Linked DNA regions of Homo sapiens: region 1 is linked to region 2. Evidence: chromatin loops called from intact Hi-C (ENCODE). Cell type or tissue: PC-3. All regions are shown on one strand. Each heading gives the region's core, and the rest is flanking DNA. Links, peaks and the distances in the headings are about the cores only.

What was found. A loop is a pair of places that touch in the nucleus more often than their neighbours do. Peaks named below come from ENCODE experiments on the same cell type or tissue, not always from the same donor. Only the 100,000 strongest peaks of a DNase experiment are listed, where the experiment ranks them.
Region 1: a loop joins it to region 2, with 27 times the contacts of the local background. A loop is called at or near these places in 1 of 110 quality-filtered maps.

Annotation. Positions count from the first base shown.
Region 1 is chr3:60,627,865-60,644,604 of GRCh38, reverse strand. The region is part of intron 4 of FHIT (fragile histidine triad diadenosine triphosphatase); the gene reads left to right. Among named protein-coding and RNA genes, the nearest start is that of MIR548BB, 18 kb to the right of the region's middle. In PC-3, for the core only: no CTCF peak of the experiment used is centred there; no DNase peak of the experiment used is centred there.
Region 2 is chr3:60,548,078-60,564,817 of GRCh38, reverse strand. The region is part of intron 4 of FHIT (fragile histidine triad diadenosine triphosphatase); the gene reads left to right. Among named protein-coding and RNA genes, the nearest start is that of MIR548BB, 61 kb to the left of the region's middle. In PC-3, for the core only: no CTCF peak of the experiment used is centred there; a DNase peak (open chromatin) is centred at 8,917.

The DNA.
Region 1 (16,740 bases), core at 4,699-8,698, 82 kb before region 2:
CAAGGAGAGTAAAATGTTGTGTTTTATGCAATGGATCATGCTTGTTCAGCATACTCGTTACATGAAGTTATGTATTTGTATGCTTATTTCTAAACAGACATGCTCTCTACAAAACTCCTAGGTACATACCTATGTATTCAACACATATTAATAAATGTATCTATTTAGATTAATAGAACCATTTTTTTCAGTAAAATAATTTGCTTTAGGAACCAACATTAATCAATTTCAAATTTTCAATATTTCACGGTATCAGTTTTTCAACATGCTTGTATTACTGTTTTCTCCCATTTTAATATTAGAGATAATGAGAAAACAAAAATATTGTGGGGCAAACACCTATGAAGAAAAACAGGATATATAGAATAGATTCAGTAGCAGGAAAGCATGTTAAATTTTCTCTTTTTCAGTCTTGTAGTACCTGTCTATTCTAGAACATCTTTCCTCCAGTGCAGCATTTCCTAAAATATGGCCTTCAGGATAGTAAGAGGAAGTATTTGAAATGACGGTTTCCTAGTTAGATATGTGAGGGAAACACATTTCCCTTTGCCAAGCTCTACCAGCCATGGGATTTCTCAAACTCTCTGTTAGTGTATGTTGTAAATTTCACAGTGGCATTGCCCAAACATATTTGGTAACAGCACACTGTTTTGATGGGGGCTGTGTTTTGAAAACATGCCTTTAAGATCCCTGGTGGACTGTTCAAGTCTCATAGTTACCCTCACAAATACAGAACATAGATTCCAGATCCCAAAAATATCAGATGATTCTAATGATGATAAGTTATTTCTGGAGGCAAGGAAATATATTCTGCCAATTCGTTCCTTTCTGGTTTGGAGGAAACTACTTAATGCAGATACTACTACCCTTGATCATAGAAGGAGTATAAATAATTGAGTATACTGCAACCCTAAGGTGATCATTCTTGACTTTGTGGCTGGAGAAAGTTTTGACATATCTAAAACCTATTTAGAAGACCATCTGCGTACAGCATCTACATGAGCCTAAGAATGCAAGTAACTTGGTTTTATTAAACACTTTTGCATCTGTGAATCTAGATGTAGGATTTAGCTTGGTACAGTTAAGATCACTCTGCCTCGTAGTATAGTCTGAAGTCGGGTAATATGCCTTAAGATTTGTTCTTTTTGCTTAGTCTTGCTTTGTCTATGCAGGTTCTTTTTTGGTTCCATATGAATTTTAGGATTGTTTTTTCTAGTTCTGTGAAGAATGATGATGGTATTTTGATGGGAATTGCATGGAATCTGTAGGTTGCTCTTGGAAATATGGTCATTTTCACAATATTGATTCTACCCATCTATGAGCATAGGATGTGTTTCCAGTAATTTAATGCTGTGGGGGGTGGGGGAAAGAAAACAAAATCATGTTGTACATTGAAAGGGAAAAACGTAGATGGTCTCTAGAGTGGAAAACTGTTGTCACTTTATCTTGCAGTGAAGACTCATTCATTCGACAATAGTTGGGTGCCTACTATGAGCCAGATTATATGTGAGGCCCTGGAAATGCAATGGTACTCAAAGATACACATAGTCCTTGCCACGTGGAACTACCAGTTCAGCTGGGGAGATAGACAATATCAAACAGCCATACCAAAAACTGTGAAAGTGCTTTCATGAAGGAAAAGTTCCAGATGCTATGACAGTATGTCTTAGGGGCTTTGACCTCATTAGTGAACATGGGAAAGTTTCCTCTGGAAAGTGACAATTGAGCTAAGATAGGAATAGGAGTTAACAAGTGAAGGAAGGGAGGAAAGCACATTAAGGGCAGAGAAAGCAGCAGGTACAAAACCCAGGGCCAGAGGAAGCAGGGTTGGCATCACCAACCAAGAGAGGACCACATACCCCTGGAGCGGGGGAGGTGGGGGGAAGAGGATACTCCTCTCCCATCTGATCTTGAGATTGTTTCCACCTGTGATGACTTTGCTCTGAACTCTTCTCTTTCGCAGAGTGATGGTTAAAGCCCAATGGAAAATGCAACCACATTTCTCCCCTTTTTTGTGCATTTACTTTGGAAATTTCTAATATAGAAGAAAAGATTTTTGTTTTACAAACTTGAGAATGAGCATGAGTAGCTCCTTACCGTTTCCCCCATGGGGAGGGTGTGTGTGTGTGGGTAAAGAATCTGTTATCATTCATTGTCTTTGGGCCTCTTGTGAAATGCTTAGAAATACTCAGTTCCATTTAAATTAAGGATCTGCAACCCTGGGTCTGACTGAATTAGCTTTTGCCAAATGGCCATCATTTCTAACTAACTGTGGCTTTGAAGATCTTATGTATTCCAGTGTGGTGTAAATTACCCTTTGGGGGCATGTGCTGGTAATTCTCCATCCCCCGCCTTCCTAGCCTATTAGGCGACCTTGTCTGCCCTGCTTGTTGACCCAGGAGGTTGACTGTGTCACCTGGGCTTCCATGTCTCTGTCTTCCAGTTTGGGCTTGGTCAATGGGAGGTACTGGAAAGAGACCAGGCAATGGGCAGAGAGAGAGAGATGGGGGATGTTTACTCCCATGGAAGTCTTTCTCATCATGTTTTTCAGGGTCTGTGTCCCTTCAAGGCTGTAGCAGTGATGATAGTCGTCCCACTCCCCACCCCCTACCCCTAACCCACCCACCTTTACCTCACCAGGCTCTGATAACATGTTCTCTTTCTTTGCTTTTTTAGGCCCAGGATACTAAAGGCATTCTGCTGTAGCTAGTACCAGGGGCTTCAAATCCTTACCTTGTAACCCAACCTCCACCTCTGAAAATAGTTTATTTCTCTTCAAAGTTGCAGAGGAGTATGACATCTGTGTCCTGTCAGGATTCTGACTGATGCCATCAGAATCTGGTTTTTGGCTGCCCATTTTATTCTCTCCCTTCCAAAACCTGAATAGGCTTCAGATGGAGATAACTAGGGACCAGAAGAAGGATGGTGAAATTCCCAGGATTATACAAGCTCACTTTCCTCTCTTTGGGCCCAAAGTAGATCAGTCTCTGGAGAAACGAAGGACACTGTTTGTCATCATATATCTGCCTGGCTGTCATTCAGGACCTAATTGGACTCTCGTAAATTTCATTCTTTTCATGCTTGTCATGTTTCTGGGCCCCTGAGAAAATTCTTGCCATGCAAATTCTGAAGCAAGACATTTTGACATAGCCATTTTGATGCTGTGGGTATTTTAATCTTCAAAGTGCAAAGAATAGAATATAGGTCATAGGCACAATAGACATCTTCACACCCTCCTGGGCCCTCTGCCTCATCCTTGTACCTCATCTTCACTTGAATTGTATTTTTACTTTGTAAAAATATTCTTACATATATGCAAAACTCAAGAGAATAGTATGGATTCTCATGCATCTGTCATCCAACTTCCATGATGATCAACCTATACTTGAGCACATGTATTTTTTCCTTTTCTTTTCTTTTTTTTGAGACAGAGTTTCACTCCTGTTGCCCAGGCCGGAGTGCAATGGCATAATCTTGGCTTACTACAACCTCCACCTCCCAGTTTCAAGCAATTCTCCTGCCTCAGCCTCCCAAGTAGCTGGGATTACAGGTACCCACCACCATACCTGGCTAAATTTTGTATTTTTGGTAAAGACAGGGTTTCACCATGTTGGTCAGGCTGGTCTTGAACTCCTGACCTCAGGTGATCCTCCTGCCTCAGCCACCCAAAGTGCTGGGATTACAGGCATGAGCCACCACACCTGGCCTGTGTGTTTCTTTTTTGCTGATGTTTAAAGCAAATCCTACTCAATTATTTCACCTATAAATACTTTAGTATGTTTATTTAGCAGATAAGGACTTTAAATGTAATCACAGTAGCATGCAATAAAATGAGCAAGCATTCTTTAATATATGATAAATAGTCCATGTTTGATTTTCATTCATTTCCTCACATTTTTTTCAGTTGAGTTTTTAAAATCATAAGCCATATGACATCCATGCATTGCCTTTGGTTGCTTTGTCTCTTGGATTTTCTTTAATTTCTCTCAATCCTCCACCTTTAAATTTTCTTATTGAAGTATGACAAAAACAGCAAAAGTGCACACATTTTAAGTGTTTAGCTCAATAAATATTTTCAAAATAAACATCCCATGTAACTATTTCTCAAAGATGTAGAAAATACCACTCACTAGCACTAGTACCCAGAAATTTCCTGTTCACTAAGTGAACACCTGCTCTGCAAGATATACACCATTTTAATAATCATGGATTGATTTTATCTGTTTTTAAACTTCAATAGAATAATACAGCAACTTATCTTTTTGATCTGTCTTTGGGGAATTTCAACTGTCTTTTAGGAAAAAAAAAGCTTATTGGGGTATAGTGTGTATATAATAAACTGTGCCCATGTAAAATTCATTCATTGAGCTTTAAAAGAGGGATACACCCATGAGTCCACCAAAATCAAGGTGCAGAACATTTCTGCCACCCCTAAAACTTTCCTTGTGCCACACTGTGGACATTTCCTTCTGTCACTCCCAGCTCTCAGGCAACCGTTGATTTTATTTTCTGTCACTAGCGGTGATTTTGCATTTTCTAGGATTTTTAATGAATTAACCCATAATATGAACTCCCTTGTGTCTCGCTTCCTTTAGTGAACATAATGACTTGGAGAATAGTGGTTGCATGTGTTAATGTTCCTTTTTATTGCAGAATAGTATTCCATTGTATGGTTATTCGACATTTTGTGTATCCATTCACTTGGTTCACATAGGGGTTGTTTACAAGTTTGGATTATTGTGAATGAAGCTGCTTATGTATAGATATTTGTGTGGACATGTATTCATTTCTCTTGATTAAATTGTTAGAGTGGTACTTACCCCAATTTACCTAGTACTCTTTCTTCCATCCTACATTCTATGCTTTCATCTGGGAAATTTTTAATCTGCCCAAATAACCCCCTTTAGTTCCTTTTAGTGTTTCCTTTAATGTGGATTTTATCTTCTTGCAGAGATATGTTAACATTCTGGCAGGTGGATACAGTATAAGCAAGTTATATTGATTTAATCCAGAAATGATATTTTTCAAATTCTGTGGTCTATTTCTAGTTTGTCCTAACAATTCAAGCCTTTTGAGTTTCTCAAATGAAATTTTGGGGCATTTACGATGGCCCTTTCTCCTTAGTGTCTTCTAAATTGCAATTTTGTCTCCCCAACCCTTTTAGACTGACAAAATGGCTCCTTCGTTTTTGGTCTTTTAGCATTGATTTTTGCTTAGTTAATTGGTCTCTTCATATGTTTGCAGTTTAGGAATTTGCAAATATCTCAAGGGGAAATTACGTTAGGAGTATTGGGATCACTTTTCTTTGGTTCACCGTTCTCACAAATCTTAGTCCCTCAAGTCCTAGCTGCTGCTTCTATAGCCCTTAACTTCCAAACTTCTCTCTCTAGCTCAGAAACTGCATCAAGCTCTAGCTGCTGCTTTCTACTTGGTTTATTCCCTCACGATGCAAATTCGCAAATGCCCTTAGGACACAAAGTTGCTTTAACTATAGAGCTCACCTCAGTGGGCTTTCTTTGCCTACATCATCTAGGATGCTTGAATCTTGCATGCCTTGGTTGTGCTCTGATGCTTTTGAACAGCTTTTTTTTTTTTTTTAATTTATGCATCTATCACAATTACTTTCTGCAGGAGGATTAGTCTGATGTATGAAGTTATTCATTCATAGCCAGAAGCATAACTTTTCCAGTCATGTTTTAAGGAAAGCCCTCCATTCCCACCCCCAACACACCATTTTTTAAAATGACATTTGTTTGTTGAGAAGATATGCCATTCACACCCTCTTTGAATTTTTCACACATTTGATTTCTGATTTGCATTTTTGTAGTCATTCTTAAACACGTTTCTTCTGTTTCTGGTAAATATTTGGTTATATATCATAGGATGTTAATATATCTCCCTATGATAGTAACATTAATATATCATAGGGAGCATCACACCATGAGCCATAAAATGAAAAGATTCCTGAACTTTGCTCCACAGTGGAATCACCTAAAACATCTCAAATTAAAATTACTGATACTCTTACCCCAGACATTGTGATTTGATTGATCTGGTACACGACCTGAACATTAAGATTTTTAAGAGTTCCCCAAGTGATTCTAATGTGCTTCAAAGTATGGGAACCACTGATGTAATGTACTATTATCCCACATTTAGTTAAGTTAGGATTGATCCTAGATTCACATGTTGTCAGTGTGATGCCTTAAATATCAAGTTTCCAATTAAGCTTTAAGGCAAAGGTTTTGCAGCTATGAATGGTGGTTGTCTAGACCCATTATTTCATTAAGAGCTGTGAAATGGTGATTTTCTAAATCTGTCATTCCTCCTGCTTTTATTAACTGTGATTCCTCTATGAGGAAAAACGTTCCCTCCATGTCGTGTTGTTACTTTGAAAGGTTGTCCATACAGGAAAGGCAGGGTAAGTGTTTAATTTCCCTTAGTTTCTTTTTGTTAATATTTTCTAAATCATAAGTTGGTGTCCTGGCAACTTCTAAGGGTGACCATTGATTTTTACTCTTAAGAAATGTTTGAATGTTTGTGTATTTGATCTATTTCATTCTACCACTTTCATTGTTTTTATTGAAGTTGATTTGTCTTGGCCAGTGGGAGCCCCTTTCAAGTTAGCTCCAAGTCCTTTTGACATTACTCTAGTAGGTTTTGATAGCTTTCCACAACAAAATTTGCCAATTCATCATGTCTATTTCCTGGAGCAGATCTGGAATCAGTCATTTCTTTAAGAATCCCTGGTCCCTTTCCGTGAAAAGAAATGCTTAAAAGTCCAAAATAGAGGCACTAAGTACAACCTTATCCTTATCTCTCAGCCTATTCATTTCTCCCAATTTACTTGACAAGACTAATCATAATAATAACCTAATTCAATTTTTTACCACATACTGTATATATGTTTTAGGATACTTCTCTGCACTTCAGTGTTCACATCTATGAAATGGGAATGATAATTGAAATAATCTAAGCATAATGCTTGTCCCATTGGCTTTACAATAGACAGCCAATAGGAATAATGATGGTGACAATAGTAATTATGTGGCAATAATGGTAGTAGTGATGGTAGCAGTTCATTTTTTCAACAAATTATTATGTATCTAATGTAAGCACTGGACATAGGCAGTAGTAGTGATGGTCATAGTAGTTATTTTTTAAATAAATATACCCTTCCTATATGTGAGGTACCATATTGAGTACTAGAGATGGAATGGTAAACGAGACAGGCATAGCCCTTATCTTTAAGGGGAGAAATGAAAGACAAACTGGCAAATATAAATTATTTTTGATCAAAAAGCATTTACTTAGGTAATTCTCTAACTTCTACTAAAATTCCAAGAAGTTTCATACCAAAATCAAAATGACTGCTTCAAAGTGGTGCTATCAAAGTGGCCATAATGAAATGTCTCCTACCCAAGTGTCCTATGCATTTTGCTGAGTCTTTTTTTTTCTCTAAGCACCTTTCCCTTGAGAACTAGTTTTAATGAAGGGGATTCTTTTGCAGTGACTCAGAGGGTTGAAACTGGAGCTTCTCTTCTCTCTCTATCCCTGGTGCTGCCAGGATTCCCAGACAGCAGCTGTTTCCCAAGGAGATCCACCTGTCTTGGAAATGGAAGGAAGCCCCACCAGCCCCCACCATGACTTGGCCTCAGAGGAGGAGAAAGGCACCATCAAAGCAAGGGTTTCTATAGAACCCAGAGTCAGGAAGCCACTTGGCTTTCTCTGTTACTTTAGAGTGAAAATGAGGTCACAGGATGTCCCTTTCTGTGAATGATTGAATAAAAGACCAAGAGAAAACCTTCTCCGTGTCCAACAGCTAAAAGTATCCTCATGCTGTGAAGGACTCACTTTTTTGGCTTTTTATGTAGTAGCCAAAAGACAGTCTCAGCAGGATAGGAGCACAGGACGCTGGAGAGGTGAGAGCGGTTATTTTCCTCCTCTCACTTCTGGTGATGCCTGCTTACTTCATAGCGGGGGAAAGCCTCTTAATTGGAAAAAGAATAACACAAAATTTTCAGCATTTTGCCACTCTTGATCTTGCGTTATTTTCTCTTACTACATAGGAATTTATCAGGATTCTTCCTCCTCTTGATCATTGTGTCCATCCATAGGAATTTATCCAGCTCCCTTTTGTGGAAAGTGAACTGTTTTTTAACTGTAGGACATGCCCAAGTCTGGTAACCTTGAGGATCTTGTTGTCTAGAGGATGAAGGTAAAATTCATTCATTCTGGCCAGGCGTGATGGCTCATGCCTGTAATCCCAGCACTTTGGGAGGCCAAGGCGGGTGGATCATGAGGTCAAGAGATCGAGACCATCCTGACCAACATGGTGAAACCCCATCTCTACTAAAAATATAAAAATTAGCTAGGCGTGGTGGTGCATGCCTGTAGTTCCAGCTACTCTGGAGGCTGAAGCAGGAGACTCACTTGAACCTGAGAGGTGGAGGTTGCAGTGAGCCGAGATTGAGATGGCGCCACTGCACTCCAGTCTGGGCGAGAGAGCAAGACTCTGTCTCAAAAAAAAAAAATCATTGTACAAAGCTTAATTGATTCTGCACAGGATTCTTGGGCCTGGGTTAAAGTCATGAATCCAGTAGAAAATGCTCCTATTCTCCTGAGCAGGGGTTGACAAACTAAGACCAAATTCAGCTGTGGCCTGTGTGTATGACCCTTTGAGCTAATAATAGATTTATGTATTTAAAGTATTCTTTTTTAAAAATGCAAGAGACTATATATATATGTGGCTCACAAAGGCAAAAATACTTGCTGTCTGCCCGTTTAAGGGAAAAGTTTGCCAACCCTGCTCTTGGACATTTATCCCGAGGCTGCTTTTTCTATTATATAAAGGTCATGAGTATGGGCTCAGAGTTCCAATTCTGACTCGGCCACTTACTATGCAGTCTTAGGCAAGTGGCTTCACTCCTCTGAGCTTTTAATCTGTCAAAAGAAAATACTAAGAGTCAGCCAGGCAGCAAATATTTATGGAGTATCTACAACTTACCAGGGATTTCTAGGCATGGGACATGGAGTAAGATAATAAACATACACACAAATAGATGACTTAAATTCCTATAAAACTATGAAGACAAATGGAGCCAGGTAGTAGAGGTGGGGAAAGGGTAGTGTGGTTGGGGGGTTTATGTGCAAGAAAACGGCTTATGAAGGAGGGGAGTGGTCAACTGGCCAAATGCCACTAAGTGGTTCAGTAAAGGGAGGCCAGAAATTGGCCACGGGCTTTGGCAAGATGCGGTTTACGAGGGAGATGCTATGAGTGGCCTTTGGCCTTTATGCATTCATAATAAAAAGAAAAATGTGATTCTGGCTTTTTAAAGAACCTGGAGTAATCTTTCAAAGGAAACAAATAGGCTGAATTTAAAAAAACTTCTGCAAGTAATTTTATATTTCTGACTCTAACAATTGTATTATAGATAATAAGGAACAAAGAAATTAATGACTGCCTGCTGTCCTTTTAGTTTGTGTCCCTAAGATCTGCTGCAGTATTCCAAAATTATCCTGCTCTTAGGGTGCTAATTGGAAACATTTTTCAATTGAAATCTTTTATAGGCTGGGCGCAGTGGGGCATGCAGTAGCTCTAGCTACTCAGGAGGCTGAGGTGCGAGGATTGCTTGAGCCCAGGTGTTTGAGGCTGTTGTGGGTTGAGGATAGTACCTGTGAATAGCCACTGCACTCCAGCCTGGGAAATAGAGATGGCGTCTCACTCTAAAATAAGGTATTTTCCACATGGGAATGCAAAAGAAATCATGTTAAAACAAATCCCTGTGACTTTTAAATGCATGTCTAAGCCAATATTTGCAAACAGCATTTAGGGTGAATTAGCATGGAACACTTCGGGTTTCTAACACAGAGAGGTATTCTCCCAAACTTCTTCTCCTCTTTCTCATTTATCACAAAGATTTTTTCATCTTGGTGCTCGTCTGCAGCATCAGAGGAAACTCTGGCCACACAGCACTGCATTACTGGAGAGAAAATGCTGGTGCCGTTACCCCAGGATAGAAAAGAAGAAAAAAGGCCAACGTCTATTGATTGCGATTTCTCAAGCAGAGTGATGCCTTTAACACTCTGTAATGAAAGTTTTTATATGTGAGAGGGATTACCAACACTGGGCTGTTACTGTCCTTTGATGTGCCTCAGAAATATTACAGAAGTTATTAAAGAATCAATTGTGGGAAGCCAACTGCCCTACTCGGGCAGCTTCTTGCTTTGCTCCTGGCTAATTTATGTAGCGGTGAATTTTCTTTCTTCGTCTCCTAGTTCAGTTTGTTAGCTTTTGAAAAGATTTTTTTTTTGTTGTTTTAGAGTGGTGTGAGAGTAGATTGGCAACCCGTTTAAGTTCAGGATAGCAAATGAGTTGAGACTAACAGCATCTATCTAGGCACATGTGAAACATGTTTGTGTCCCCAGAACTCACTGAAGTTGGCTTTCACCCATTTTACAGATGAGGAAAGTGAAGCTCAGAGGAGTCAGGACATGGCCAAGGTCACTGTGCCAATTGGATGTCCACCCACAAACGTGAAACAGGCTCATGTTACTCAAAGTCCAGTGATTTCTACTTACAGTACAGCAGCTCTGTGCCAGAGAGAAGGTTAAAATTGTTTAAAACCTGGAAACTAATGAAACATGAAGAAATCATATGCTATGAGCCTGTGCGTTCCCCAGATTTCCACTGAACTGGAAATTGTTGGGACACCACCGTGGGTCTGAAACCTTTCCCTGGCAGCTGGACTTGGTGTCCGCAGAGGCGCTCTGTGGCTTGTGGTTAAATCGCGCAGATGGAAACCAGGCAGTGCTTGGGTACGGGCTCATGCTTTCTCCTCGCTTGCCCAAATTAAGCTGCCTAACTGTGTTCCTGGGGAGGCTGAAGGTTTGTTGAGGGTCAGCTAGCATTTCCTAACAGCTCTCTAGAATGCGAGTAGCATACAGTTTCCTTTCCCAAGTGATGACAGACACAGTCATCGCGGAATAGCTTGAAAGATTTTTCTAAATTTGGACTGCTTTTATTTGGCTCCTTATATTAAATCCAAAGGACCTCACATAACACCATCTTTTGTACAACTGTTTTGATCCATGATTTTATAGCTTCTCAAGTCAGAAATGTTCCAAGTATGTACAGATTACCGCTTTATACTTAAATATAATAATTTGTTGTATTTCTAATACTTATTGTGTGTTTACTGTGGGGGCAGGTATTGTACTAACAGCTTTACACATATTATTTGATTTAGCTTTTGCAGTAGTTGTGGAGCTTTCATTATTCCTCTTATACAGGTAGGAAATCTGGGGGTTAAGTCACTTGCTCAATATCACACAGCTAGTTCATCGTGCAATCGGGATGTGGAATCAGGTGGTTTGACTCATGTCTCATATTCCTAACTATTGCCTCCCTAGATTAATAAAGTCTTTGAGGATATTTTGGGCACATTTCTTTTTATTAAATTGCTTTGAAGGTTATTTATTTCTTACAGATTTTGTTTAGGCTTGTGGCAATCTACAGTTGTATTTTGCATAGAAGGAAACTAACACCCCAAGAAGTAAAATGTCCACAGCATGGTTCTTCTTACACTCTCCCATCCTTGCCCCTTTTACTCTGTTCTCTTTTGCTCACAAGATACCTACCTCTGAAGGAGTTTAGTGTCAGGTTTCAAGATTCTGCATTATTGATAACTTGCTTAGTGTCCAAAGGCTGGAGAAGCTATGTTGCATTGTCTCCTCTGGGTCTAGAAATAACCTCTGTTGTATTGTCTAAGAAGGTAGTGAGGGAAAGAAATCCATTCTCAAAAGAGAACTTTAGTTTTTTTTAACCCTTTCCTCGGTGACAATGAATTTTAGAAAATTTATTTACATTAAGGTTTGTTGATTAATTGAGAATAAGATAAAGATACTAAGAAGTATGTCCTTCCCATGATTTTTGGAATTAGGGTCAAATTATGGCGTTAGCTTGTTCTAGAAAGTTTATCTCCGAGGTATTCTTTTGGCCACATTTTCATCCGATTAGTTTTGTGAGCCAGACCTGGAAATCAGGACTAAATTATATTCTGTGCCTTTGTCACCTCTTTACGTCCCTGCGGAAACTGTCATCTGCCAGCATTTGGAGAAGACGCGCTCTCCTACAACACCTCTTCTGTATTCAAGTCATCTTTACTACAAAAACAAAAGACATGGAGCCCCTTGGTAACGGGCCATGTCAACTTGGAGCTAAGATAGTTGTTCGGAAGAGAAGTACAGGTGTAGAAACACAGCATGTGCTAAAAGTAGTTTCTGTGGAAAACCTGATCCTTCTATTCCCTGTGGTTACTGAGTGAGTAGAACTCCTGGCAGAAATCAGAGAAATCGTTCTCATACATCATTTACTCTTTCACCACTAACCACTCTTAGAGGAACCAATCATTTAAGAATTAGTCAGCCCCTGAAGATGTCTGTGGCTGTCTTCATGATTTTCCCCCATTTTTGAAACTTAGTAGTTGCAATTAAAAAAAAACAAAAAACAAAAAAAAAACACTTCTTTCCCAAATTCTCCCCAGCCAAGAGCACATTCTAGTTGAATCTAGAGACTGGCACAAAAATAATTTCAATTTTCAGAGTCCTACCCGTGGTGTTTCTTGCGTCCATCTCTAAATCCCAGTAGAAGATGCTGGTAGTCTGCCCAGTTCTGTGTAGCTGTGTGGTACAAACAACAGCTAACTCTTTTTTTCATGTTTCATCTCAGAAGAAACTGGGTTTTCTGTGTTACCCAAAGTGATTTATTGTTTTCCATGCAAATGAGAGTCGGATTTTAAAATAGCATTAAGATGGTTCTAGAGGAAAGGCACGGTGCCCACGTAAGTCATTATCTGGGGATGCCGTGCGACACACGCACATGGTAGCATATGGTGGCGGTGGATGGACTGAGGCCCAGAGAGACAATTTGATGGATTTCTTTGAGACTCTGAATTAGACAGTGCCTCCGGAGATGAAAGAAGGCTATTTTTCATAAAGTTATCTCCCCTCCCCCTGCCAACTTCCCCTCTTCTCTAAGTGTTAATTTTTTTCCTCTTGTTCTAGGGGATGGGCCCCTGGATTAGGTTGATGACAGATTAATGAATGGATAGGTCCAGCAAGCACAGGCATTGTTGCCATCTCCCTCCGCATTTCTGCATGGATCCCCTAGATGTAAATCAGAATAATAGTTAGTGAAACAATGCTCAGGTGCTGGAAAGACAGGCTCTTGTTTTTAGGCTCTCTGGAAAATTTTCCCTTTATTTGATTTTGGTGGTTTCAGTCATATGGTCTAATACAGTTTCATACAAATGTAATCTGGCTTCCCCAGCCTAGTACAACCCAAATCAAAATGATATTATACCTCTTCACAGCTGTAAATCCTTCCTCAAATTAAAGCTCTGAAACCTAATCTGCTAGAAGTCTACAGAGGAGGAGGGGCGCCTCAAGCTCCCCACCAAGAATAGCATTAAGCATCTAATGACAACTTGACAGAGACTTTTATCTGTTGTCCCCTGTGAAATAAAATCTTCAAAGTTATCTGCCTCCTCTTTGAAACTTAGCACAGGCTGTACTTGGCCAGGTGTCTCAAAGCTGATACCAAGAGGGCAAAGATTGAGAGTGTTTTTTACTCAGTTATTTCTGTGTGTTTTTTTTTTTTTTTTTTTTTTAATGACCTGGGAAGAAGTGAGTAAATTTGACATGTGGCTATTTTCCAAAAAAGGTTAAAGAATCCTAACAGGGACTCAGGTAAGACATTGATTTAATTGAATTCATCAATTAACCAGTGATTTAATTACTCTGTATAAACCAGAGGGACGTCAAGATAGGACAAGGAGTGGGTCAGTCTTGGGTGAGAGGAAGGATTAGAAAGCTGGAGAACTAGATGAGCTAGATTTCCTGGCAAAGTTCAACTGTAAGTGTTGAGTGGATGGGCAGGGGCCTGGCAGAGTCTCAGGGATGGCGTAAGGCTCACATAGTAGGCAGACACTGCTAAGACAAATGCTGGGTTAAGTGTCTCTTGCATCTAGAACACAATTAGTTCCCAGAGAGGCTTGTGGTGGTGGTACAGTGACTCCTTTTTTGTGTTACTATTCCAGGAATTTTCCAGAGCTTCTAGACATGGTCCCCTTAATATAGGATTTTGATTGCTTTGGAAAGAGTGGGTTCTTGCAACTCTAAACAAGAGGACAAACATGTATCCTTTGTGATCAACGAGAGCATTGCTTAGGCATTTTAGTCTCCCTGGGGGAATAGGGTAGAGGCTGATTATTCAAAATCATTTGCCTTCTGTCCAGTAGTGTCTTCTTTTGGTGTCGACTTCCTCACACTGGTTGTCATTTATAAAACTGATGGAATCACACTAGTTGTGTCACATCAGTTAATGATACCAGAGTACACACTTTAGGTTTCTGAGATAACTTCGAAAATGAAGCCAGACCTCCTGGCTAGAAGAATCTTGGAATACTTTATTGATAGAGTCCTTTAGGACATAGGAGTCAGGTAGGGTTCCTGTTTGAACCAGTCTCTGGGAGGATACTTTCAGAAAGATAACATAAGACAAATAGCCCTCCCATACGCTTTGATCCCCAGGGCAGCCAGTGTAACAAAGGAACAGGAGCAAGGTCCTGACACTGTCATTCAAAAAATACCTTTTGGGAGCAGCTATCAAGTGTCAGGCTAGCCAGACACTGTTTTAGGCTCTGAGAATACTAGAGTGAATAAAATAGTTTGTATCCCTGCTCTTATGATTCTAGGATTGTCATCTTTAAATGGGCACTGTGTTTCAAAGACTGCAAGTAGCCTACATTAACTTGGGACTTCTTAATAGAGGCAGTCTACCTAGATACATTAAAGCAATCAAGTGGGGACAACAGAACAAAAGAAAAACAGGAAGGGCATTATTCTAGAATCTGGCCAGTGACGGCTACTCAGCTTTAAGGGACAAGAACCTATCAGAGAAAGATAGAGTTGGAAAATCATTTTACTTTCCTTGAGTTGACTTTAATTCTGCTTTAATACTAGACACGGCTTTCATCATGCTAAACTAGGCTTTCCTGCAGTAATAAGCAACCTCTAAGTCTCAGAGGCTTAAAGAGAAGTTTCTTGGAGTTTTATTTCCAGAATGGCAGAATAAGGTGTTCCATGGACCATTTCCCAGAAAACATCCATAACTGATGAAAAATATAAAGAAACTCATTTAAAGTCTCTGGAAATTATTGTAATGGAATATGACAAATCAAAAGCACTTATGTGAGCAAATCTGAAGAATCTCCCTAAGAACATGAGAGTCTGTAGCATGTCAGACACAGCCTGCTATCTATCCCTTTCATGTAGCTCTGTGAGATGGAGCCTCCACTCTGGGCAGATGTGGCCAAAGAGATGGTGCTGCCTTTCCCCTCAGCTTCCAGTCAAGGGATATGGTATCTCACTGAGGAACAGGTCACTAGAATTTCTCATTCCCTCTGCCCTAAACTGCAGAGGCTAAGTTCTTGGTGAGAGTGGCGGAAAGTTTAGGAATTACCTTCTTCCACCTACCCCCAACTAATTAGGTGGATGTTCTACCCCGGGTATGGGAGGCTGAGAATATTGAGGCCCCAGTCCCCCTTGCCTCAGCTTACTCATAGGCAGATTCTATGCTGAGAGAGGCAAGCTGAGAGAGGCAAGCTAAGAAAGCCAGAGGCTGCCACCCCCAACAAGTCCCCTACTCAGAAAGTATAGGTGTTACTCTGCCTGCCAGCTCTGGAGCTCCAGGCTCAGATTTTGCTAGGGGTAGAAGCAGTCCATAAGAACTCTGAAGCTCATAGGAATTGATTTCATTTGAAACAGTGGGGGGAATGTCAAGCCTAACTAAGGTCATTGTCCAAAGCAATAGACATTGTGGTGATAAGCCATTAAAAGGAGGCTGGTAGCTCTATAAAATCTACAAGCTAACCCATCGATTACCTAGATGATCAGAGAGAATCAAAGAAAGGTAAAGGTAAGAGAGCCCTCCTGGAGTAACGAAAAATTGGCCTGAAGATCTAACTCCCAAAGGCCCTTGAATTTAATTGGGTCAGACTGTGGAGAAATTTATGCCTCTAGGGTATTTTTCAAAACAATAGAATGATTATCCAGTAATTAGTGAAGCATAACAGCTGGGTGTGAGGCCAATTGAGGCAGACAACAGAAATATCAGAGAAAGAGATAAAACCTTCAATATTCATTGTTCTCAAGTGTACATGGAACATTTTCCAAATATACCACATGCTAAGCCATAAAAGCCTCAATATATTCAAATGATTGAAATCATATAAAGTATATTCTCTAGCTACAATAAGGTGAAATTAGAAATCTAACATATTTTTGGAAACTTGCAAATACACAGAACTTAAACAACACACTCCTAAATATCCAATGAGTCAATTTAAAAAATCACAATGAAAATGAGAAACAATTTTATGTCATTGATGAAAATGAAGATGTAACATAACAGCTGATAGAATGCAACTAAAACAGGGCTTTGAGGGAAACATATAGCTTAAGTACCTGTATTTTTAAAAAATCTCAAATCAGTAACCTATGTTTCACCTTAATAAACTATAAAATGAGTAAACCACACAAAGCAGAAGAAAATAATAAAGGTTGGAACAGAAATTAATGAAATAGAGAATAGAAAAATAGAATCAATGTAACCAGAGTTGGTTCAAAAGATGAACAAACCAGAGAAAACTTTACCTAGACTGACTAAGCAGGAAAGAA
Region 2 (16,740 bases), core at 6,754-10,753:
CATTTCGACAATGTTCACATCATCTTCACTAGGAGTTGATTTCATCTCAAGAAATCACTTTCTTTGCTCACCCATAAAAAGCAATTTCTCATCTGTTCAAGTTTGATCATGAGATTACAGCAATACAGTCACGTCTTCAGGCTTTACTTCTAATTCTAGTTTTCCTGCTTTTTTCACCACTGATGTCTTGAACCCCTCAAAGTCATCCATGAGGGCTGGAATCAACTTCTTCTAAACTATGTTCATGTTGACCTCCCATGCATTATGAATGTTCTTAATGGCTTCTAGAATGGTGAATCCTTTCCAGGTTTTCAATTTACTTTGCCCAGATCCATCAGAGGAGTCACTGTCCATGACAGTTATAGCCTTACAAAATGTATTTAATTAATAAGACTTGAAAGTCAGAATTCCTCCTTGATCTGTGGGCTGCAGAATAGATATTGTATTAGCAAGTGTGAAAACAACATTCATCTCCTTGTACATCTCTATCAGAGCCCTTGGGTGACCAGGTACATCATCAGTAAGCAGTAATATTTGGAAAAGAATGTTTTTTCCTGAGCAGTAGGTCTCAAGAGGGGGCTTAAAAAATTCAGTAAATCATGCAACAGACAGATGTGCTGTCATCCCGGCTTTGTTGTTCCATTTACAGAGCACAGGCAGAGTTGATGTAGTATCATTCTTAAGGGATCCAGGATTTTCAGAATGCTCAAGGACCACTGACTTCAACTTAAAGTCACCATCTGCAGTAGCCCCTAACAAGAGATTCAGTTTGTTCATTGAAGCTTTGAAGCCAGGCACTAACTTCTCCTCTCTAGCTAGGACAGTCCTTGATGGCATCGCCTTCCAATAGAAGGCTGTTTTGTCACTATCGAAAATCTATTGTTTAATATGGTCAACTTCATTGATTATCTTTGCCAGCTCTTCTGGAAAACTTGCTGCAGCTTCTGTATTAGCACTTGCTGCTTCACCTCGACATTTTATATTATGGAAATGGCTTCTTTCCTTGAACCTCATGACCAATCTCTGCTAGCTTCAGACTTGTTTTCTGTAGCTTCCTCACCTCTCTCAGACTTCATACAATTGGAGAGAGTTAGGACCTTGCTCTGGATTAGGCTTTGGCTTAAGGGAATGTTGTGGCTTGTTTGATCTTCTATCCAGACCACTCAAACTCTCCCTATCAGCAATAAGTGTTTTACTTTCTTACTGTTTGTGTGTTCACTGGAGTAGCACTTTTAATTTCCTTCAATAACTTGTCCTTTGCATTCACAGCGTGGCTGTTTGGCCCAAGAGGCCTAGCTTTTGGCCTGTCTTTGGCTTCTGGCATGCCTTCTTTACTAAGCTTTATCGTTTCTACTTTTTGATTTAAAGTGAGAGATGTGTGACACTTCCTTTCACTTGAACACTTAAAAGGCGATTGTAGGGTTATTAGTTGGTCTAAAAATGCAATATCTGAGAAGCACAGTAAAGCAAAATGCAGTGAAATGAAGTATGCCTGCACTGACTGGTTCTTTGACCATCCTCTTTCCTAACTGCTGCCCCACATTTCTATTCATCAGTAAGTATTATTAGCTCTTCTCCCAAGACATATCCAGAATAAGTGCACTGCTGCCTCACCAACTCAAGTCCCTACCGCTTCCCATCGGGCTCGCCTTTGTAGCTTCTTAACTGTGTGGTTTCTCCATGCTTGCTTGGCTATTGTCCACTCTCTCTGCAGCACCCAGAGTCACTGCTCCAAAGTTTCACGTAGAACATATTACTTCTCCCTTGCCTAAAAACTTCCAAAGGCTAGCCATTTTATAGGGATAAAATTTAAATGGCTTGCGTTTATTTCTGTTGATTTCACTCATAATTCAGCCTGGCCCATATCAGGGCTTTGTACTTGTTCTTCCCTTTATTTAGAGGATCTTGAGGACCTCCAATAAATAGCAGCCCTTGTCTATGCCTGGGTCCTCAAATTTCTCAAATGAATTCCAAAATAAACAAAGGAATGACTGATAGAGGCCAGGCTTGGTGGACATGACTTTAGGTCTTACTCAAGGTGGCTAGCTCCAGGGCTTCTCAAAGTCTTAATACACATATGAATTACCTAGGGGTCAGGTCAAGTGCAGATTTTGATCAATTACATCTGGAGTGGAGCTGAGAATTTGCATTCCTAACAAGCTCTTGGGTGATGCTGATGCTGGTATTCCCCAGACCACACATTGAATATTAAGGTGCTGGCTGGTATTATACCCTCCAAGTAGGCCAACTAACTTATTTTCCTAATAATAGTCAGTGTCAGACTCCTCTTAAAACCTAGGAGTGGGGAAAAGCTGGCCACCCTGACAAACACCCTTCCTGGATTGCTGGCTTCATTTACCAGTCTCAAGTGAGACTTTTCTTCTTGGAGACGCCACCTGGCCAATTTATCTCAAACAACAGTCCTGCTGCCACTCCATCACTCACTCTCAATGGCATTATCCCAATGTATGTTTTTCCAGCTCTCCTAACTATCTGAAAATGTTACTAACTCATTTAGTCTTTTCCCCCTGGATCAGAGAATAGAGACTGTCTGTTTTGTTCACTGCTGTCTTTCCGTAACCATAAAAGGGCAGTGTTTAATGTATGTAGTTGTTAAATAAAGTAATATAGATTAATTATAAGACAGATAAATAATGAGCTCCATGATAAGACATTTTCTTTTTCTCATTAACCGTTGTATCCCTAGCATCTAACACAGGGTCTGGCACATAGTAGATGTTGAATAAATGAATGAGAACTCAAACATAGGGAAAGCATGTTTTCGGGTAATAACTAGTGGATCAAGTTAACTGGAAAGCATAACTTTACCTAGGAAGAGTCAGAATTATCTTTCTCTCTCTCTCTCTCTGTTTCTCTCTTTCTCTTTTTCTTTCTCTCTTTCTCTCTCTTTTCTTTTTTTTTCTTTTCTTTCATTTTCCAGATTCCCAGAGTCTGGGCAATAAAAAAGAGAGAATGTTTTGATATTAAGAATGGTGCCTGACTAGTTACTAAAAGGCCTTTTAAAAAAGAGGCTGCCAAAGCCTGTACCATTTGGTAGGAAGCTGTTGTCTACTGACACATCTAAGCATAGTCACAGACATTCCTGAGAATGAGCCGTCAGTCCTTCTATCTCTGGCTCCCATTTCTATTTGAATGGTGTCAGAACTACAAAGCTCAGTCACTGAGTTGCCTTTTCAAGTCATCCTGGATAATGGCCTGAACTTTTTCTTCATTTCTGTGAGAAGAATTGGGCTATTCACCTGTCCCCTGCCCAGATGACTATTGCAGATTGGTTCATTTTGACATCCTTGATTGAGGTGTTTTTTTTTTCTCCCCATCATCTGAGGCTGGGAAAAAAATGGCTCAAACATTCTTTGACTAGCTCTTATTCTATCAATAGCGACTTGTAAGGACTCCACTTCTATAACTTGGTTGTAACTGGCTTAATGAGAGAAGAAATGACCTGAAATTTGTTGAGTGTGTCTTGGGGTCCAGGTGCTTTGGAAGAATAGCTGTCTAAGAGCTTGACCTTGAGTATTGACTTTGTTCTTTGTTTCCAAAATGGGTTTGGCCCACATTTCAGTCCTACCTTAGCGTCTATCTGATTGGTAATTTGATGTGTAATTTCTACACATATGTCAGTACTTTAGGACATTCTGCTGTTTTGGTTTGGTTTGGTGTACAACAGTAGGCTCTTCTAAGATACATTAAAAAAATCTTAAATACTAGAGATAGAGACATGGAAAAGTGCAATGAATGAATCCATTTGTTCATTCAGCTGATGTTTGTTGGGTATCAATTATTTGCCTGGCACTTTGCTCACTGCTGTGTATATGGGGATGGTAAATGAAAATATTATCTTATTCTTTTCACAGGAAGGGACTTTTCTCTTTAGTCCCTGGCTCTGTGTCCCTTCCTACTCACTTCCTCCCCACCTCTCCTTGACACACACACACACACTCTCTCTCTCTCTGTGTGTGTGTGTGTGTGTGTGTGTGTGTGTGTGTGTGTGTGTCTCCTTACATCAGTAGAAATGGCAACTGCCTTGCCTGGTGACAACATGCCAGTGGAGGAAAACTCACCTAAAAGTAAAGGACCGGCTCTATTCTGTCCTCTTTCTGTGGTACCTGCTTGTGGTTGTGAACAGTCTGCCCATCAGTCTCCATATGGCAAGCAGGCCAGATAAGGCCTGCCTGGTTCTTCCCATTTCCATTTTCAACCTCAAACAGAAAGAGGAGATCAGGATAGTATGTCACTGCAGACCTGGGGTGAGGGAACAGGAAGATCCATTTTGGTTTTGGCCTGAACCAAGCCGTTTAAAATTTACTTACAGAATTTCCAGGCACTACTGGGAACTGCCTAGTAGCCATTCATGAAGCTGTTCTTGCCTACCACCTGGCTGCTTAGGTCTGCTTGGGAGGGGGCTGATAGGCAATCCCAATCTCTGACCGTATTCCCAGCCCTTAAGGAGATCATTATCTAATATGTAAGACAGAGAGGCAAATGCATAATTACTGTGCCTATGAGAAGCCCTGTACTAGGAGTGTGTCCCAGGCACTGTAAATAATACAAGACAGGCACTTCTATATGGTATACTAATTAGTTAACACCACATTCTTCTGCAGCAGATTGTATCACTGATAGCCATGATAAGGGAAGAAAATTGCCCCCAAATGGAACCTACAATTGTCTGTGTACTGTCTTGTTTGTGTACTTAGAAACTGTGCACAGTTTCCCCATCAGAGCATACCATGTTACAGTTTAATTTTGGTATTAGCTATGATCTGAAGCTGTTGGGAGCTGTCATTCTTAAACATCTGTACTTGACTTGTTTAAACTTAGGGCTCTGGCCTTTCCCCAACAGCCTGGCATGCCAGGAAAAGTAAAGAAAAGACCTCATGCCATTAAATAGACAGGTGGTTTCCATGGCCACCAACACAGGAAGACTCCAACATCTTAGCAATAAGCTGAAGCAGTTAAAGGGGAGTTTGAGAAACAATCAGATTTGTTTAACAGTGTGTGGGATGGCTTCATAAGAAATGGTGTAAGTGCCCGTAAGAGGGACATGCTTTTTCTCATCTTCTAGAGCTGGGAGGTTAAACAGGAGCCCAGAGATACATATGCTTTCCATCTTCTCAGTGGGTTAGTGGGAAAAGTGAAATGGATATTAGCAAGCGCTTGGTTAGTGAGAGACCTCTTGTGGGGCAGTTTTTGAGGATCAGAACATTATACTGTGCATTGTCCTCTAAAGTGAGAGAGAGCACACCAGCAATTTGAGTGGAAACATCAATAAAGAAATAATAAAAACCTTATTAAATGAGAAAGTGCTGGAAAAGTGCATCAAGGCAAGAGGGGACATCTCAGCAGCAGTAACTTGAGAAAATATCTTTAGGGAATTTAGCTGTAACTGAGAGTGCGTGCCACAGCAAATGCATGCTTCACTTGTTCTCTGTGACACTGACACATCTTTTGTGATCTTTTCTAAATGCACCCTCAAAATGGGTTAATGTTTTCTTGTTTTGTGCTGAATTTTATAGAAATGCATGCCTCTAGGGAAATTTTAATTGTCTCCTTATTTATTTTGTCTTATATTAATTCCCCATACAGTTGAAAATTAATACTGCTGTGGATTTACACAATTTGCTAATTAGTAAGAAGCTTGCCATTTACTAACACAAATCTATGAATAAACCCGCTAATTTAAAAATTATATCACAATCAGAATGTTCCCATGGAAGTTGGAAGCTCAGAGAAAAATGCGGTCTTTAGATATTTATTAACAAGGTGATCAGTCAGAGGATTACCGTAGAATATGTTATTTCAATGCTAGAAGTTTGTTATTCATGCTCCTAATTGAAAGAGTCAAGATTCTGGAAGATACACGTATTATCACATCCTTAGCTTGAAATGGATCGAACCATCTCAGGGCTGCCATGAAAAGTTTCCCTGGGTCATTAGTCTAAAGCCGAAAAGTGAAATGAGCAATAGGTTTTCCATGTTATGCAGCAACTCTGATTGATTGGTAATGGTATCTAAAAGATTCTGTTAATGCCCTGCAGGAGAACATGTCATAGTTAATTAGCGACATCTGCCTACAGTGCAGGAGGAAGATGCCACAACATGAGTGCTAGGCCTGGGCCCTTCCTGGTATAGAAGACCCCAGGCAGTGAGCTTACCAAGCAACTTTTACTTTTTTGACTGGAGGTCGGAGCTCCTGGGAATGTGCATTTAGTGGGGAAAAATGTTCTTTCTGGACTGTGCAAGAGGAGAAGTAAATAATGCCATCCTAGAACTCCAAAGACCATGCTGAGTCATTAGACTCAGGGGTCAAGTGGACAGGCCAATGGCATACTCAAACTCTCCTGAGCTCCCTATATGACTCTGCCTCATCTGCTTGGCTTGGTTCACCCATGACATCAGAGAAATATTTAAGTTGGGAGCAACCCTACTTCAGGCATGTGCTGTTACTAAGGGTAATTGATGCTTGAAACCCTGGCCTGAGCCATGGAATGGTTTCATGTGGCCCTGTGTGTATGCCAGTCAGGGACATGGGTCAGGGAGATGACTAGAGATTGGTTGACATTATGCTTCCCTGTTAGAGAACAAAGGTAGGGCAGGGTCTAGCACACACCTCTGTCTTCTGAGCCCCGCTTCCATGAGCTGTTTCTAACAGGCTTTGCGATACACAAAGGCAAAGACGACACAGGTAGCAGTCAAGTGATGCCAACACAACTCTGTCCCGGCAGGACTCTTGGCGTAGGGGTCTTCTAAACAAGATCACTTGAAACGGATCAAAATTTTCCAAGAGAAGCGTTTTTTAAAAAATTCTATTTGTTGCCTCTTTTGGAAAGCAATGGTCCTTCCTCATTTTTGCAATGAAACCAGGGTGCAAATGTATGGGTTACTAATAGCTGGCATTTGAAATAGTATTTTAAAAGCAAAAGCCTTTAAGATTACAGAGCTCAGAGATTCTGCACTGGGAGAACACACATCATTGTTTTACTTGGACTCAAAATGCATTTTTCAACAATACCTATGCATTTCATTAGTGATTGCTTATCAGTCTTTTAATTATTATGTTGTGCTTCTCAGCCCACGTGGCAATGAGAGTTGCCATAAATTACCCTTAGTAACTGGCATATGCTTGAAGTAGCATTGCTCCCAACTTTGTTTCTCTGATGTCATGGGTGAACCAAGCAAGCAGATGAGGCAGAGCCATGTAGAGAGCTAAGGAGAGCCTGGGTACACCCTTGGCCTGTCTGCTTGACCCCGAGAGACCTGGCATGGCCACCTTATGGACTCTGAGTAATCTCTTTATACCTATGGAAAACCAAACAGACAGACTCTGTGGGTAGCAGTGATTGTGCACTTGAAAATTAATTCCTTTCTTGACATCATGTCTATTTTTTTTTTTGTTCTTCCTGTCACCTCCTCCGCTCACCCACCAGGATGTAGACATTTGGAATGATCATTTACATGAAAAAAGTACAGCACATAATGCAATGTGGGCAGAAGATCTTTCTTAGCACTGTTGGAGGTGGGGAGGAGACCAGTGTCACATACCTGGGTACAAATCTCGGCTCCATCACTTGCTTCCGTGTGTACTTGGGCAAGGGACTTAAACTCTTAGTGTTTTCTTTTGTAAAATTAGGGTGATAAAAATACCTCAGAGGCTTTGGAGAGGAGTAAGTGAGATATTTACATAAAGCATTTATAGCATAATGTCTGGTATATAGCAAGGGCTACAGGAATATTAGCTCTTATTAGTATGGTTAACAAATGCCAATTTTAAATGTTACTGCACAAGTTTTCTAACGGAATGGTCTCTCCTTCATGGGTATCATCAGGAGATGTCCTTGGTGGCATCATATGTAAACGTTGACCTCCAAGTCCTGTTTTCAGAAATGACTTCTCTTAGCTGTATAAAAATGTGAAAAAAAGAGAGCATCCTTTGCCCTGAGCACAGTATTTCCTAGACAGTGTTCAACACGGTGGTCACCTTGGATAGAAGGCAGCAGCTACAGGGGACAAAGGCAGCGTTACACACCTAGGTGATGCCACTGCTCCTCTTCTCTACCACCAGCCTCTATTACCTTCAGGGTGTTGCTATTCCAAAACCCACCCCAGGCCCTCATTTTGCCTAACCGTTTTCTGAGCGGTGTTGGGTGACCACTTGTACTGAGAAGAGCTTTGGGGTTTTCACTAATGGGTGACCTTGATCAAGTTGCTTGACTTCTGTGGGTTTTGTTTTCCTCCAGGTCTACTGTACAGGCTATTGGGGTTTAAATGAGCAAATGCAGGTCAAGTGCCTAATGTAGGCTGGGCATTTAGAAGTATTCAACCAATGCTCATTTGTCCTCATTGGTGCAAGGCTCTTGTTGCTGTGAAAGGATATGAAGCCAAGGAAGAGATGGATTTTGGATCAGTTGCATCTTCCCTCGTTAACTATATAAAGACATGTTTGTCATAGTTTCAGAGGGACCAGCTCCTTCTTAATCCTTTACCTTTCTGTCTCCTCTGCATCTGGGTCTGTCTTTGGTGCTCAGAAAACTTTATAGATGTCACTTAACATTTGTCTAGCCTCTTTTGTGTTGAGGCAGTATGCTGACTACTGCGGGAGTGTCAAGGAAGGTCTGTATATAGACGGATCACCCAGATGGCTGTGAGAGACTCACTGTTCATTCCAGGTCAGGAGGAGATCAAAAGTAGCTATAAGAAAATGACCAATTAGTGTTCCCTTTGAGAACTCTTAGCTCCAGGAAGTCCTTATACAAGTGAAAAGGAGGACAAGGCAGAAATAAACATTAAGTGTTATTATAAGGAAGGCAATAGCCAGTATGTAAATGAGCATGACCACACAGGAAAGCTGTTTTGAGTCAGTGTGAATCATAAGACCAAAGTGAATGGATAATAGCCACCCTGCAAACTCCAGCTCTCCTGCAGAAAGCTTGCCTGCAGACAGAAATGTCCCACCTGGCCTGAACAATGGAACCACGTGATGGAATTCAGGTGCCGGTCTCAGTCTGCTAGCTTGTTAGTGTTGGATGATGCTCCCCAGTAGGCAGCCAGAGCCTCATTACTGTTGGTAACAGTAAGCTAATAATTAAGAGTTCTGAAATTCCAAATGGTGACAAATAGAGTGAAGAGGTAATGAGATGGGTAGGATTAGAGATCCCCTGATGAGTGCCTCTCATGGCGAGAGGATGAAGAAATGAAAAAACGATGAAGAGAAAACTGCCATTGTCATTCTAAGAGCTGCTGAGAAATACCAATTTGTCTAGGGTGCAGGGAAATGGGAAAGCATTTGTCAAGCAATGAAAAAGCAAAATTACCTTGAATGGAGCCCTGGATAATGCTGTTCTGTAAAACCCATGATGGTGGAAGAAGAGTCAAGACTTGATTCATTTAAATTCGTCTTTTATTTAATGTTGTATAATAGGCATCTCTGCTGAAGTTGGGAAGCTCTATTTCAAGACTCCATGAGCAAGAACCTCTCAGCTACAGTAAAGTCTGGCCATACTGGCTTTAGTGGGGACATAACACAGAGGCTATAGTTTGACTTTTTATGATTTCCTTTAACCGACATCTTCTGAGGGCCTGGAAGAACACAGGGAATCAGTAGTTTGGGACGGCTTTGGATTCAAGGCCTTGAATTTATATCTGGTTATCTTCAAATGTGTTTTCCATATGCTAATAAACAGGATTGAAGGAAGATGTGCATTATATACTTCTAAACTTGTTCTCTTACAAGGTTGTACCACCTGTAGTACACTGTTACGTAAAAAATGTATCAGTCATGTAGTTATCTTGTGAATAACACCGTTAGATATTAGAAGAATATGGTAGACCACTTAAAATAGGAGTAAGTCTATAGAGTACAAATGATACATAGCTATAATTGACACTGTAATTAGCCTTATACTCCGTTTTAGCAAAAACCTATGAGCAGCATTGCTTTGCCATGAATATTGCCAACAATTCAGGAGTCAAAAAATGGTGGAATAATTTCTCTCATATGCAGAATAGTAATTATTATGTTGTATTCACTTATGTTGGGAACTTTAATTTGTTCAATGTAAATGTTCAAAATATAATTTATGTGGTTTTTCCTTTGGTATTTCTTTTGGTATTTATTTTTAAAATAATATGTGAGAAGTGTTAAAGTAAAAGACCCAATGTTTCTTAACCTCTGACTGGCCTTGCTCTGATAAAGGGATGCTACAGGAACCCCTTTGGAAGCTCCTGCTTCTGAAAGATCACAGTTGATTCAGATTTACCATACAAGCTTTTGACATTATTTCTGAGTTGATGTCCCAATATGTCCACAATGTCTTCATACAGTCCATGGAGATGAATATCTGTGATATCTGTGGATTTTTTGATGGTATAGAGACTATAATATAGTAGAAATTTTGATTACTCCAGAAAGATACATAACAGTAAGGTGATTTTCAACTTCTGATTCTCCTCTTTAAGGATTGTTTTTGTATTTAAACATGTAAGTTCGTCTCTGCTATTACAGTCCACATGAAAAACATGATTTGGGTTTCGTTTTGTTTGTTCTTTTTTTTTTTTTAACCGTTAAGATGAATCTCAGAATGAAAAAAACGAATCTCGGCCTCCATCAGACTGAGAAGTCATGCCATACTTTGTCCTTCAGTGTAGAAATCTGTTTCCTTTTTATTCAGGTTTCTGTCTTTCCCTGATACGTTTTTTTTCTTTTTTTGAGATGAAGTCTTGCTTTGTTACCCAGGCTGGAGTGCAGTGGCGCAGCACAATCTTGGCTCACTGCAACCTCTGCCCACTGGGTTCAAGCGATTCTCCTGCCTCAGCCTCCCAAGTAGCTGGGATTACAGGTGCCCACCACCATGCCCAGCTAATTTTCTGTATTTTTAGTAGAGACAGGGTTTTGCAGTGTTGGCCAGGCTGGTCTCAAACTCCTGACCTCAAGTGATCTGCCCTCCTAGGCCTCCTAAAGTGCTGGGATTACAGGTGTGAGCCACTGTGCTTGGCTTTTCCCTGATATTTTGTACAAACACAAAGCTCTAGGCCTTGATGCTGGTGTTTTAGATATTCATCACCTGTGTTTGGTTTGGAAGAATCATTTTATAAAGTGACAAAAGTAGTTCTAAATGTTATACATTTTTGTAAATATGATACCATGTTTAATACTCAAGGTCAGGTTGAAGCATAAAACATAGAAGTATCCATTTACACCCTATATCTTTCTTGACTAGATGAGAAGAACTTCAGGAGCCTCTCTCTCTCTCTCTCTCTCTCTCCCTCTCTCTCTCTCTATATATATATATATATATTTTTTTAAATATATATAATTTTTATATATAAAATAAATATAAAATATATATATATATATATTTTAAAGCAGTGACCTCTTTTTGCATAAAAGGTCTCCGTCGGATCAATCAGTGGAAGAAGGGGGTTGCTGATTCACATTACGTAAAAACACAAGTCCTCACTTGAGTCATAGGTAGGTTTCTTAGAAACTACAACTTTAACCAAAACAATGTATAATGAAACCAATTTGACCATAGGCTAACTGATTAAAAAAAAAATTCCTGTGGCATATTTCTCCTCACAAAAACATCACCAAACTTCTAAATAAAAACCAAAATATTGTTAATATTAAATACAGAAATAAAGATGATGTCTACATATTATAAGAAAGATTAATAAAAGCAAGATAATTATTTACCCATTCATTGCAGTTCAGGGTCTCAGGTGGCCAGAGCCTGTCTTGGCAGCTCAGGGCCCAAGGGAGGAGCCCACCCTGGACAGGGCGCCATTCCCTCTCAGGACTCACTCTACATACCTTCTCACTCAGACCGGGACCATGTAGACATGCCTCTTAATCTCACATGCACCTTTGGAATGAGGGAGGAAACCAGAGTGCCTGGAGAAAACCCATCCAGACATGCAGATAACCATGAAGATTTCACACAGACACTGGCCCCACTCAGAAATAAATGAGACTGTTAAAAGTATAAGACTGTATCTTCCTTAATTATCTTTCCTTCTCTCACTGGATGAGTCAGCTACAAAGCAGATGTCATTGAGAGTGCTGGGGGCACCAAGTAACATGTCTAAAGAGCTCTGGAGCAGAAGAGGGAGTAGGTATGAATACTTATCAGGAAGAGGGAGTAGGTATAAATACTTACCAAGTTGGCAATGAACAGGCTGGAGTAAGGGCTTCTTGGCCTTCACTATACGTTAGGAATAGAATCACCATAGGAACTTTCAAAATAAAAACCAAAAAAAAGCCTGATATCTAGGTCTCAGCCAGACCAATTAATTTAAAATATCTGGGAGTGGGGTGTTGGTGAGGAATGTGGAGGACTTGGAACCCTCTTTCATTGGTGGTGGTAATGTAAAATGGTACAGCCACTAAGGAAAACAGCTTGGCAGTTCCTTAAAATGTTAAATACAGAGTTCCCACATGATCCAGCAGTTTCACTCTTAGGTGTACGTTCAATAATTGAAAACATAAGTCCACACAAAACTTGCACCTGAATATTCACAGCACTATTCACAAACGTCCAAAAATGTAGTAACAAATGTCCATCAACTGATGAATGGAGAAAAACATGTGGTGTATACATACAATGGGGTATTATTCAGCCTTTAAAAGGAATAAAGGATGAATACATGGTAAAATGTGGATGAATCTTGAACACATGCTAAGTGAAATAAGCTACACATAAAAGGCTATATATCGTATGACTCCATTTCTATAGAATGTCCAGAAAAGGCAAATCCACAGAGACAGAAAGTAGAATAGTAGTTGCCAGGGGCTGTGGGCTAGAGGAAAATGTGAAATGACTGCTAAAGGAAATGGTTTCTCTTTTGGGGGTAAAAATGTTCTGAATTAGGTAGTTATGATAATTGTACAATTTTGCACACATACTGAAAACCATCAAACTGTACACTAGAAGGGTGAATTTTATGGTATATGAATTGTATGTCACTTTTCAAAAGTCTTAACAGAAAAATAATCTGGGAATGGGGCATATGCTTTTTTTTAAGCTCCTGAGGTTTATTTTTATAGACAGGATCTCACTATGTCACCCAGGCTAGAGTGCAGGGGCATGATCACAGCTCACTGCAGCATCAACTTCCCAGGCTCAGGCATTTCGTGCCATGGTCTCTGGAGTAGCTGGGACTATAGGTGCATGCCACCACACCCAGCTAATTTCTTCCTCTCCTCTCCTCTCTCCTCCCCTCCTCCCCCCTCCTCCCCCCTCCCGTCTCCCCTCCCCTCCCCCCCTCCCGTCTCACCTCTTCCCCCTCCCCCTCCCGTCTCCCCTCCCCTCTCCCCTACCCTCTCTCTGTTTCTCTCTTTCTTTCTTTCTTTCTTTCTCACTATATTTCCCAGGCTGGTCTTGAAGTCCTGTTCTTAAGGGATCCTTCTGCTTTGGTCTCCCAAATGAGAGGTATTAGCCACCACACCAGGCGTCCTGAGATGATTTTTAATGTACAATAGTAAAATCTTTTTTTGAAAGTCAAATTTAGACCCTGAACACTCTGGAGCTTGAATCTTTGTTATCACGAGTTTCTCATTAAGTGAAACGCCACACAAGACCTTGTATGATCTGATCCCTGCTCATCTTTCAAACCCATCTCCTCACCTCTGCCTTGCTGCCTGCTGTTAGGCTCCACCCCACACTCTTCTTTCCATTCCTCTAAGATCTTGAGATCATTCTTGCCTTGGCAATTGCTGTTTCCTCCATCTGGAACATTTTATCCCCATATAGTCACATACAGTGGACTTCTTATCATTCAACTCGCAGATCAAACGTGAGATTCCCCTTTCCTTTGACACTTAGGCAGCCACTTCTGCCTCCTCCAAGTCCCTTCCTGTTCTTGGATTTTGATCATTTCCTTCAAGTCACAATCAGAATATTTTTCCTTGTTGACTGGCTTGTAGTCTCTACTGCTTGCAATATGCACCCTGTGCCTAGAATACTACATGAGAGCAGAGGGCTGGTCTGTCATATTTACCACTAGAATAGTATTTGGAATATGGCAAGTATATAATACATATTTATTAAATGAATAGGTGATTAGAGTTTGATGAGGAAAGGTTATTAAGTATATGTAATCCCTGAACATCTTTTTAGGAGACAGGGAAGAAACTGGTGAGAATGAGGTTAAATATGTAAAACAAGTAGGTTTACAAAAAAAAAAAAAATGACAGAACAGAGAAGAGGTAACTGATGAAGTGAGATCTTGAAAAGGCAGTTGGCATTTTGAAATACCTAGGTGTTTTCTGTTTATAAATAGCTGAGGTTTTGGATTTTCTTTGACTTGTTAACAATTGAAAATTTTTTTAGTGACATAAGTTGATGACTTAATATACTTCACTAAAAAATTCTCTTTGTATAAAAATGTTACAGGTATTCTTGTTTGCTTAAATTCTGGGACACTTCAAGTTGTCTTCTCTTTCTCTTTGTTCACTTTGTTATCTTCTTCTAGGATCCTCTTCTACTGTCTCCTGTGGAATTTTGACATACGCCTGTAGATTAGAATGTTTTACAAATCATATAAACTTCAATATATGTCTCCAACCATTCATTTATGTGCCTTGTTTTCCAAGTCATCAATAAAGTATGTTTCAGAGCGGGGCCAGATCAGATTGTGTTGTTCCTCAGTTAGATGACAGGGCATTGTTCCTCTCAAGGTTCATCTTGGGATCCATTAGCCAGCAGCTTTTAATAAGCTCATTTACATTCTTGGTTAACAATTGAGCCCCTAGTGTTTAAGTTAATTGAAATAGAAACCTACTCTCCAGTTGGTAGAAGTGTCTGGAGTTAAGGCTTTTTCTGACATCCCCCAAAGACATTCGTGCCTTCTAGGATTGGTCTAGATTTTTGCCATTCACTGAGTAATGCCAGGGTATAAAAATAGCAGATTATTTTTTACAGTGAACCTTAATATTCCTGGCCATAATGAAATAACAACTTTATTTTTCTAGTTAAAAGGAAACACAGTTTTATTCTTTTAACGAAGAGAACAGTGTTTCTTTTTCATTGTGTCTGACTTCCTGGTTGCCTAGGAGACATTAATTTTCATGGTAGATTGTTTTATCTAGGACATTTAGAAGAAGTTATTTCCCTTTATGTTGTATTCCTAAGTCATGACAAATTTTTATTAGCAATTTGGAGAATTAGAGAATGCCTGGCATTAACAAAGTTTTGGGGAAATGGGACTTTTTTCTATACAACCGTTGGATATCAACTATTGGCTACATTTCTTGAGAGCTATTTAGTAGTTCATACCCGTAGCCTTAATAGTTCAATATACTTTGAACACAGTGATTCTCAAATCTAGGAATTAATGCATGAGAAGTAATCAAAGAGATGCATAAATGTTGATATGTTGGTGTATGAAGGACCTTCCTCATAGGGTTGTCAGGATTAAGTAACATATCATATAAATTGCTTAGAAAGATGAAAGTACCGAGTAAGTACTTAGCTGTTATTTCTATTATTTAATCAGATGGTAGTTTTTGACACTGCTCTACCTCTAATATGGAGAGATAGTAGTCACCTAATGGCAGTATGGTGTCAAATACATGATTTTATTTGTATTTATGTAACCATTACATACCATTTTTGTGATAAGCATTATACGAAGCAACTTAACAATATTAGCTTATGTATGAGTTGACAATTAACAATTGTTTATTGAATAAAATTAGGCATTACTTTTGTCAAGGCAAAATACACCAATATTGTGACTAGCACTTATCAAATATTTAAGTGCTTTATGTGTGTCCTTGAGAAGAAGGTACTGTTGTCATACTCATTTCTCAAATTTAAAGAAGCTAAGGAACTTGCCTGAGTTCATAAAATGAATTGGAAAGAAGATACAATCGGAAGCCATGTTTGTCAAATCCCCGTGATGGGTTAGCTACATTGTTGCAGAGATTGTTGGAGTCAAGAGTATGATGAAGTATAGGAATTTGTTTTTTGAGAAAGTTCTCAAGTTGATCTTAATAGACCTAGTTTTAAAACTAGTGCTCTGAGATGTGCTTTTCAAACGTTAATGTACAAACAGCCTAGCTGGGGATCTTGTTAAAATACAGGTTTATGCATTACATCTAGGCTGGGGCCTGGGAATCTACATTTCTTACAACTCTCAAGTGATGCTGTTGTTGCTACTTAGAGGACCACATTTTGAGTAGCCAGGCAAGGGAAATATGCGCTCTTTTTCTTCCAAAAACATCATTTGCTACAGAAAAGAGAGAGAAATCATGAAATGGGATGGAAATGTTTTCAGGTAATCTGTTGATTAGAATTTCACATCTTCATGAGCTTGGTTTCTTAGGTGCATTTGCTGAAGGCCTGAGTTTCTTAAACTTCGGCCAGTGGGTTTTGAAGGCCCTCATGCTCTCAAAAAGTTTGTATTTATTGTTCTCTATTTGATGAAATAATATGAAAATGACAGATATAGGCTTATATTTTAAATCAGCTGCTTGTTGTCTGATAACAGAGTACTGCTATGTGGCTTTAGTGCAAAGGGATTGCCTAAAGTGACAGAGTTGTTATTAATTCAGTATTTCCCAAATCAGGGCCCTGAAGTCTTATATTCCCAAGTTTAAGAAATCCTTGAATAATATTCTCTATGAAGAGTGTCTCTCTCTCTCTCTCTCTCTCGCTCTCTCTCTCTCGTGCTCCTTTTTTTCTGCCTGCTTTATATCCACTGCCAGCTGATTAGATTGTG